Regions from separate parts of the Homo sapiens genome. Here region 2 is linked to region 1. The links are chromatin contacts, found by Hi-C or POLR2A ChIA-PET in ENCODE. All regions are on one chromosome and are shown on one strand. The core of a region is the stretch at or near the end of the contact, and the rest is flanking DNA. Distances in the headings are between cores, read along the strand shown.

The links. A loop is a pair of places that touch in the nucleus more often than their neighbours do. ChIA-PET counts read pairs that join two places held with the same protein, here RNA polymerase II (POLR2A). Pooled maps may share reads with other maps.
Region 2: a loop to region 1 is called in a pooled map, with 15 times the contacts of the local background. The contact joins the enhancer-like site here to the promoter of THBS2-AS1 in region 1. A Hi-C loop is called at or near these places in 1 of 37 single-sample maps with no recorded cell type and 4 of 50 pooled maps. POLR2A ChIA-PET finds 5 or more read pairs at or near these places in 2 of 52 experiments (CD8-positive, alpha-beta memory T cell and activated B cell).

What each region holds. Positions count from the first base shown.
Region 1 is chr6:169,209,861-169,215,016 of GRCh38, forward strand. It overlaps THBS2-AS1 (THBS2 antisense RNA 1), which reads left to right and starts at 3,352. Exons shown (of 3, transcript NR_134621.1): 1 at 3,352-3,718; 2 at 4,314-4,627. RefSeq lists a silencer at 3,091-3,440.
Region 2 is chr6:170,086,376-170,091,032 of GRCh38, forward strand. No RefSeq gene overlaps it. Among named protein-coding and RNA genes, the nearest start is that of LINC01624, 180 kb to the right of the region's middle. RefSeq lists an enhancer at 2,258-2,357. Within about 2 kb of position 2,261, at least 11 of the 41 ENCODE cell types and tissues checked have a DNase peak (open chromatin) inside an H3K27ac peak, as active enhancers do.

The sequences.
Region 1 (5,156 bases), core at 2,102-4,601:
AAAAATTCTCAACAAAATACTAGCAAACTGAATTTAACAACACATTAAAAAGATCATTCACTGTAATAAAGTGGGATTCATTCCAGGGATGTAAGGATGGTTCAACATGTGCAAATCAATATGCATGACATAGCAATCAACAGAATTAAGGATAAAAACCATATGATCATTTCAATAGATGTTGAAAGGTATTTAATAAAATTCAACATCCATTCTGATTTTTAAAAAACTCTCAATAAATAAGGTATAGAAGGAATGTACTTCAACACAAGGAAGTCCATATATGATACACCCACATTTAATATCATACTAAACAAGGAAAAATGGAAAGGCTTTTCACTAAGATTGGAACAAGGCAAGGATGTCTGTTTTCACCACTTGTATTCAATATAATACTCAAAGTCCTGGCCAGAGCAATTAGACAAGAGAAAGAAAGTAAGGGTATCCACATTGGAAAAGGAAGACATCACATTATCCTTGTTTGCAGATGACACAATCTTATAGTTAGAAAAACCTAAAGACTACACACACACACACACACACACACACACACACACACACAAATCAGAACCAATAAATTAATAAAGTTTCAGAATAAAAAATGATCATATAAAAATCAGTAGCATTTATATACATTAACAGAGATCAATCTAAAAAGGAAATCAAGAAAGCAATCTCATTTACAGTAGGTACAAAAAACATACCTAGGAATATGTTTAACCAAGGAAGTAAAAGATCTCTACAAGGAAAACTATAAAACACTGATGAAAGAGAAGAAGAGGGTACACAGACACAAATGGAAAGATATCCCATGCTCATGGATTAGAAGAATGAATACTGTAAATCACCCAAAGTGATCAATAGATTCAATGTAATCTCTAGCAAAATACCAATGATGTTATTCACAGAAACAGAAAAAAGCATTCCTACAAGCGTAGGAAACCACAAAAGACTCCAAATAGCTAAAGCCATCCTGAGAAAAAAGAACAAAGCTGAAGACATCACACTGCCTGATTTCAAATTTTGCTACAAATGTATAGTAACCAGAACAGCACAGTACCAACACTAAAACAGACATGTGGACCAATGGAATAAAACGATGAATTCAGAAATAAATCCACGTACTTACAGCCAACTCATTTTTGGCAAAGACATCAAGAACATACATTGGGGAATGGACAGTCTCTTTGATAAATACTGCCAGGAAAGTTAGACATGCAGAAAAAAATGAATCGAGACCCCCCTCTTTTACCATATACATACATCAAATCAAAATGGATTAAAGACTTCAATGCAAGACCCAAAACGATAGAACTACTACTAAAAAATAATACGGAGAAACATTCCAGGACATTGATCTGGGTAAAGATTTTTTGGTAAGACCTCAACATTACAGACAACTATAACAAAAATAGAAAAATAGTATTATATCAAGCCAGAAAGCTTCTACACAGCAAAGGAAAAAATCAACGAAGTGAAGAGACAACCCACAGAATGGGAGAAAATATTTGCAAACTACCCATCCAACAAGGGATTAGTAATCAGAATATATAAGAAACTCAAACAACCCAATTAAAAACTGGGCAAAAGACCTAATAGACATTTCTCAAAAGAAATGGCCAACACGTACATGAAAAAAGGCTCAACATCACTAGTCATTATAGAAATGCAATTCAAAACCACAAGAAGATATTATCTGACCCCATTTAGAATTATCACAAAGACAAAAAATAGCAAATGCTGATGAGAAGGTGGAAAAAAAGGAACACTCATACACTGTTGGTAGGGATGTAAAGTAGTACACCCACTAGGGAAAACAGTATGGGGGTTCCTCAAAAAACTAAACTAGAACTACGTTTGGTATAGTCCAGCAATCTTACTGCTGGGTATGCATCTGACAGAAAGGAAATCAGTATATCAAAGAGACATCGGCCCTCTCATGTTTATTACAACACTACTCACAATAGCCAAGACATCGAATCAACCTAAGTGTTCATCAATAGGCGAAAGGACAAAGAAAATATTGTATATGCACACAATGGAATACTAGTCAGCCATAAAAAGGAATTAAATCCTGTCATTTGCAGCAGGATGGATAGATCTGAAGATCATTCTGTTATGTAAAATAAGCATGACACAGAAAGACAAATATTGCATGTTCTCATTCATATGTGGGAGCTAAAACAGTGGGTCTTGTGGATGTTGAGAGCAGGATGGCGGATGCCAGATGCTGGGGTGGAATGGTGGAGAGGAAGATGAAGGGGAGCTGGTTAAGGAGTACAAAAATACAGTCAGAAGGAATGAGCTATCACATGCAGTATAGTAGGAAAATTATGCTTAATAGTTTATTGTACATATCAAAATAGCTAGAAGAATTGTAATGTTCTCAATACAGAGAATAAAAATGTATGAGGTCATGGGTATCCCAATTACCCTAACTTTATCATTACACATTTTAAACAGATATCAAAATATCACATATAACCCAAGAATACTACAGATATTATAATGAATTAGAATTAAATCTTCCAAACTATACACGAGGGTGTCTTTCCATTTATATAGGTTTTAATTTATTTTGGCATTGTTTTTCTGTTTTCATAGTACAAGTCTTCTGCCTCCCAAGTTACATTTATTACGAGGTATTTTATTGTTTTGTATGTTATTGCAAATGGTATTGTACTTTTAACTTCCGTTTTAAATTGTTTCTGTCTGGTATACAGACGCACAACTGATTTCCATGTGTTGATCTTGTTCTCTGACACTTTGCCAACTTTTCCACTTCTTTAAAATCCAGAATAAGTATGGCCTGAGACAAGGGAGGTTTGTGTATTCATGATGCATATGTATAGTCACGTGTATGTTGCTTGCGTATATACCATTCAATAATCAATACATAAATATAAATAATATGTATCTCCATTTTAACAACTGTAATTTATTCCTAAAGCCATATTTAAAAATAATTACATTTTTAAATGGGAAAAGTCGTATGAAGAATTCTGTCCCACCTCAAGATAACTAAACAATTTTTCAGTAGAAAAATAAATCTAAAAACAGAAAAAATATTTTAAAAGTAAATAAATCGTACATAAAACGAAGCGCAATCGAGTTTTGTTGCACTAATGCTTTCTTCCTCTTTCTACACCATTTTGTTTGCAGAATCGGCCTTTTGAAGGTTCCGGGTTACCCTGCAGTGAAGCTGTCATTCAAGCACAGTCAGGGCCCAGGAGAGGGCGCAGGGAGGGCGCAGGCGCGCAGGGAGGGCTGGGCATGCGCTCGGCGGGGCCTCCGGCTCTCGGGGACGCGCGCGGGCGGGGCTCGCCGGGGCTGAACCGGCTGAGCTTCCCAGGGACGCCCCGACCCAAGCCCTGCAGTCCGCGCGCGTCAGGGGTGTGCGCTGGAGGCCGGAAAGTCGAATATCACTTCCCATCCTGCATTTGATGTGCTTTGGGGTTGAAAAAGCCCTTATGTGGTAAAAAAAAAAAAAAAAAAAAAGTCAGAAAAGTGGCAAAAGTCTTCAACGGCCTGAAAAAGGCCGAGACAGGAACTGAGAAGCTGGCAGTAGGTCCTGCTACTGCTGCAGGGGCGGCGGGCGCCCTGGGTGGGCCACGAGGCAGGGACAGCCGAGGCTCCGCGCTCACCCCACCCGCAAGGGGCCAAGCGCAGACTCAGGGGAGCCAGAGGGGCCGGACCGCTGAGCAAGGGCTGGGGAAGGGTGAGTCAGGGGCCCCTGTGGGACTGCACGGGGTGGGGGGCACGGGCCCGGACCTCTCTCACAAATGCCCACGTGGTCCCCAAGGCTAACGCCGGCTGCGTGGGCCGCAAGCTGCTCTGGGCCCGCAGCTCACTCCCCTGGGCACAGGGCTGACACCCGGGCGAAGCAGGAGTGTCCCAGCTTGCTTCAGCCCCTCCCCTGGGCCCCCAGGCTGGTGGCTCCAGAAGGACTTTACTAAGAGGGTGGGAAGCATCAGTGCAGGTACCTGCCCTGGGCTAAGGGCCTCGTGTGGGTGATAGCCCTCAGCAGGGCCCTCCCATTTGGGCATTGGCAGCCCACAGGGCTGTGGCCGTGGAGCTGGAGTGGCAGCTCCTGGATCACCCCACACCTGCGTTCCTCAAGGCCTAGGCACCACTTGCTCCATGGTCAAAAGCATCACTTTGTGAAACGCAGACTGAGCAAAGCTGGCCTAAGATTTTGGTCCTCCAGGAATGACGGAAGGAGCCCTCTGCCCCCATGTAGCCTATAGCTGGGACACGCAGCAGCCAGTGAGTTGGTCACGGTATGAAGGCTTCTCTCCTCCCGGCAATCACAGATCCCACGCTTGGATACTTGGGAGTGAAGATGTGTTATTTCACCCACCGACTCGTTCCACACGACCAAGGCCTGTGCCTGCCCTGAGGGCGAGTTGGTTGAGCCTTGTACAGACAACTCTCAGAGCGTGGGCCTGGGCCGAACCTTTCCCTGTGAGCAGCAGCATCAGCGTCTAGAACGACGGCCCTCCCGGTCCACGGTGGAAGGTGCGGAGCTCCCGTGGTGTGCTGGCAGCGATTCGCAGAAGGGAGATGGAGGGCCACAGGGCAGGTGCTCGCACGGAGTCATCGAGGTCCAGGGACACCTTCCTCCCAGGTGAGCTCACAAAGGCACCACACATTAATCCTGGGAGACAACCATTCTGATGTGGCTAAGGCCATCGACAGGGAACATGATTGTCAGGAAACCTCAACTTTTCGATAAATGACAGCAAAACCTGAATGCAGGAGAAATGTATCTCATTTTAATGCCTGACTTCTAAGCATCCTTATTCAACATATTATATGTATTTTTTGTTTCATGAGTAAAATGTACATTGAGCTTCCTCCAGTAGCTGTCCATAGACCAGCCACTATCACTGCCATCATTATTTTGTTTCTAAACTTTTCTTTTTACACATGTAGGTCTAGCTTTTTCCTCCATATTGATGAACTAAAACTCACTCATTTCACAACTCAAAGCCAGGGCCTTCAGTTCACAGCCCGTTGCCTCAGACGGCCTTTCCTATATCTTATTGCTTCACTGTCTGACTCACTCCAGCGTGTTTCAGCCAAGTATACTTGTTTTTATTCATCTTGCTCTCTTTTCCTCCCTCCCCCAACTCCCCCTCTTTCCCTCTGTCTCT
Region 2 (4,657 bases), core at 1,011-3,510, 880 kb after region 1:
CCCAAGACTTCAAGAGACTATTGTGGTAACGGAGCCACAAATTAATCTTTCCATTTTCTGAAAATAGAATTCTACTTACATAAGTTTAAAAAAAATTGTTGGTGGTTAGAACAATATCATTAATATCATTTTTATTTTTCAATTAAATGATTCCAACTGTCTTCATGATAATTATTTATATTTATAGAACATCTTAAAGGGTACATTTCACACAGAAAAACACCACGTCCAGTCTCTGTCCAGCCCATGGAGGGCGACCAGAGGTGATGGTTGGCGTGGGCAGCAAGAAGCCAGGGAGGACCGAGCGGGGAGCAGGCGGGGAAGGCAGAAGGGGCGGCAGGAGGGATAGGGCAAGCCGTGGGGAGGCAGCCACCCCGTAGCAGGAGAGGCAGGGAACGCCACGTCGCTGGTACAAATGGAACAAACTCCAACGCCCGTCTAGAGTTGAAGCTTCTGGGCAGAAGGGAGCTTTATGATCCACGCCCAACCCATAGGCCCGCTCCCGCCATGCCCCCTCCTCTGGGAAAGCCGCCTGGAGTGTCCACCGCAGAACGAGTGCTGCGCTCAGCAGCACCAGGACCCGCAGGGCCCGCACTCCCCTCCGCACGAAGCTCACTGTCCACGAGGAAAGACGAGGAAATGCGGGGAAAGGAGGGCACGGGACAACACGTCCAACTGTGTAGAGGAAAGGGACCTGCGTGGGAAGGAAGGGGCAGGGGAGGCTTCGAGAAAGAGCCAGGACCGTGTAGTTGGACCCTTGGAGGGAGCTACACGTGGCCAAGGGTGCAGGGCGGCCCCAGGCTGGGGAACAGCACCGGCCAAGCTCGGGGAAGGGCGTGGACAAGGCCGGCCCGTGGAACGGAAGGGAGCATCGCACTGTTAAAAGGTCATGAAACGTCCGGGAGCCTCAGCAGGGGAGGCCGAGTGTGGAGGTTTAGAGGAAAGGAATGAGGCTGAGGCTGCCAAGGAAAAGCATGGTGTGGGGGGACCCGGAGGCCCCGCGGTGGGAGGAGCGTGGTGTGGGGGGGGACCGGGAGGCCGTGGGGTGGGAGGAGCGTGGTGTGGGGGGACCCGGAGGCCGTGGGGTGGGAGGAGCGTGGTGTGGGGGGACCCGGAGGCCGTGGGGTGGGAGGAGCGTGGTGTGGGGGTACCCGGAGGCCGTGGGGTGGGAGGAGCGTGGTGTGGGGGGACCCGGAGACCCTGCGGTGGGAGGAGCGTGGTGTGGGGGGACCCGGAGACCCTGCAGTGGGAGGAGCGTGGTGTGGGGGGGGACCGGGAGGCCGTGGGGTGGGAGGAGCGTGGTGTGGGGGGGACCCGGAGGCCCTGCGGTGGGAGGAGCGTGGTGTGGGGGGGACCCGGAGGCCGTGGGGTGGGAGGAGCGTGGTGTGGGGGGAGGAGCGTGGTGTGGGGGGACCCGGAGGCCCCGCGGTGGGAGGAGCATGGTGTGGGGGGGGACCGGGAGGCCGTGGGGTGGGAGGAGCGTGGTGTGGGGGGGACCCGGAGGCCGTGGGGTGGGAGGAGCGTGGTGTGGGGGGGACCCGGAGGCCGTGGGGTGGGAGGAGCGTGGTGTGGGTGGGGACCGGGAGACCCTGCGGTGGGAGGAGCGTGGTGTGGCGGGAACGGGAGGCCGTGGGGTGGGCGGCAGCACAGGTTGTGGCTGAGCTCGGGGCCGGGGCAGCGGCGCTTGCCCTTGGGAGGGAGAAAACAGGCAAAGGACAGGATGTGGTGAGCGTCGGCCCGCGAAACCCCGCGGCCACAGCCTGAGGAAGTCTGTAGACAACAGGCTCGGCACGAAGGAGAAAGAGCTGACGTGGCTGTGAGGTGCCGCTGGTGGGAGCAGAGCTGGGAAGGGAGCCTGGGTGTGACTGTGGGGCTGGGAGTGAGCGGGGAGAGGGACAGGAGACGGGAAGGGGCTGCTGGAGCGCAGGAGGACGGCCAGAGGTGCGCGGGCCCCCACCGCAGCCCCAGCTCCCAGATGGTGCACGGACCAACCACTCAACAATCAGCCTGTGAGTTTTCGGAAGAACAGAGTCTTGGGCCACGGAGCCAACAGGTTCCTCCTGCAGGTGGCCATTTACGCTACACTCACCCCAAGGCCCCAGCCAGGAGCGTGGCCTCAGTGCAAGAAGCCACGGGGCCTAACACGAGCCACACCGAGAGGTTTCTGGGCCTGCAGGTAACCCTGCTGTACCCCCCTAGCCTCTGGCATAAGTGTTTGTGAGGGGCCTTCGGGGGCTGGTCCCCGTGCAGGCTGACCGCGGTGGAGTTTGCTCAGTGTGTGATGAGGCACATGTGTGTACGTAACTGAGCCCACGTGTGAGGGCGAGGACCATCCGTGCCGGGGCCTCCTGTTGAGCAGCCACGAGACATCACCTCACCCGGCACATGGGCGGCCGCTTCCTCTTGGGCCTGGAATCCTGACAGCCAAGGCTTTGGGGCCGTGCCTCGCCCTCTTTCACAGGCATCTGGCCCTGGACTGTCCCCGCCGGGCGGCAGTGTAGGCTCCCCGGGGAGGGGCAAAGGTCCCACTTGGTGCAGGCAGCTCTGCACGTCTGATGAGACACCAGCTGGGCTGGGTGCGGTGGCTCACGCCTGTAATCCTAGCACTTTGGGAGGCCGAGGCGGGCGGATTGCTTGAGCTCAAAGTTAGAGACCAGCCTGGGCAACATGGTGAAACCCTGTCTCTAAAAAAAGTTAGCCAGGCGTGGTGGTTGGTGCTATAGTCCCAGCTACTCAGGAGGCTGAGGCAGGAGAATTGCTTGAACCTGGGAGTTGGAAGTTGCAATGAGCCGAGATGGAGCCACTGCACTCCAGCCTGGGGGGACAGAGCGAGACTCTATCACCAAAAAAAAAAAAAAAAAAAAAAAAAAAAAAAAAAAAAAACTGCGATCTGAGGCTTCCTCCTGCTGCTGGCTTCCCCTGGGGACTCACTGAGCCAGGGTCTCCATGCATCACGGCATCGGTGGCAAAATCTCACCAGCACTCAGGCAAAGCAAAGCTCACCTCCTCCCTCCTGAGCTGGCTGCACACGCCTCTGCTTCCATTTCCTGTAGGTTTTATTCAGCAGGAGTATTTCTAAACTGCAACATACAAAGTATCTAAAAACAGATTTTTATTCTTCTCCACCTTCTTTTTTTTTTAAACAAAGCTAACTTACATCTTCCCTTAATGATAATTGGTTTGAATGTCATTTTCAGAGAGTGACTTTTAAAAAGTACTTGTCATTTTAAATGAGTCTCTGCATAATTGCACTGGATTCTCTTGAGAACGTGGCTTTGACTCAGCCTTGGTTGCCCACGGCCAGGAGCCCATGGGCCTGGCTCTTTCCGAGACAGAGCTGATTTCCGGAACGCTCTTATCGGCCTTCTGCGGTCTGGGCCTGAGCTTTGTGGTCTGGCGGGGCCTTGGCCAGGCCGTCCCCACTTCCTACCACGCTCCCGCCTTCGCCCCTGGCTCTAGTCTTTCCTTTGACCTAATTTTAATGTCACTGCATGGCCACCTGTGCTCCAGATTCACACACAGCCACTCCCCTGCTTTTTATTCCCTTAGATTTTGCCCGAACCCAATCTTACTGTTAAAACACACATACAGACACACAACAGACAAAAGCTCACATCCCTTGTGACACCACCCAGTGCTCCCCTGACACTGTGACCGGTGCGTTTGTGCCTTCCTGCGTGTGGCCTGCATGTCTTCGTCTGCCATGCCCACGCTGTGATGTGCCCAAGTGCTCCCCACAGCTGCAGCCTTGCTCCCCCACGTCCTGCGGGTGGGCACTCCCTCTGCTCCCAGGGGATCTCTGGCATGACCTCTGTCATGACGTCTGCCATGGTCTCTGACATGGCCTCCACTGTGGTCTCTGACGTGGCCTCTGCCGTGGTCTCTGCCTTGCCAATGTTTCAGCTGCTTCCCTGCTCATCATCCCCTGCTCATCGTCCATTCTTCCCTAGGGTAAATGCTGAGAAAAGAAACTGATGCATCACAGAGTCAGTGCAATTTTAATGTAATCAATTTGATGAATTTATTTTGAGATGACGAATTCTGACTTTTTAAAAAACCATTTATGCACCAATTTCCTCTAATGTTTGACATTAAACGTTTTCATTTCTTCTAATCTAATGGGAAAAAAATCAGACTGTTTTCCATTGCAGTTCCCTGATCTGTTGTGAGATTGTGCAGCTTTTAAATGCTTCTTGGTAATTTGCATTTCTGCTTTTGTAAGTTTTGCTCATATTTCTTTGGCCATTTTCTTCACAGCTGTGTGTTCTCCCCACAGCGGAGGAATTGTCTTCTCGCACCTGTGAAGTGCTATTGGATTCACCCACTGTGCCAGCCCCTTCCTACGAACAGTCGGTCTCACTCTGCTACTCGTGTCTCGAGGCTTCTCTACACGCCCATCATATTGATGCTGTCGTACTCATGGTTCTTTTCTTTTGTGCCAGTTTTTCTGTTATATGCAAGAAGATGCTCTCTGCCCGCAGGACCATACGGACACTCTTCTTTCTCCCGTCACGTTGGAATTCTTGTTTCTCTGCTTAGAGCTTTAACCTCAGTGGGATCCAGTTTTGTGAATGGTGTAAATGAGGGATTTGGCTCATTTACTGGCTGTGAGTCCTGTGCCCAGAGCTACACTTCCCGTGAGCATGTTTGCCACTTA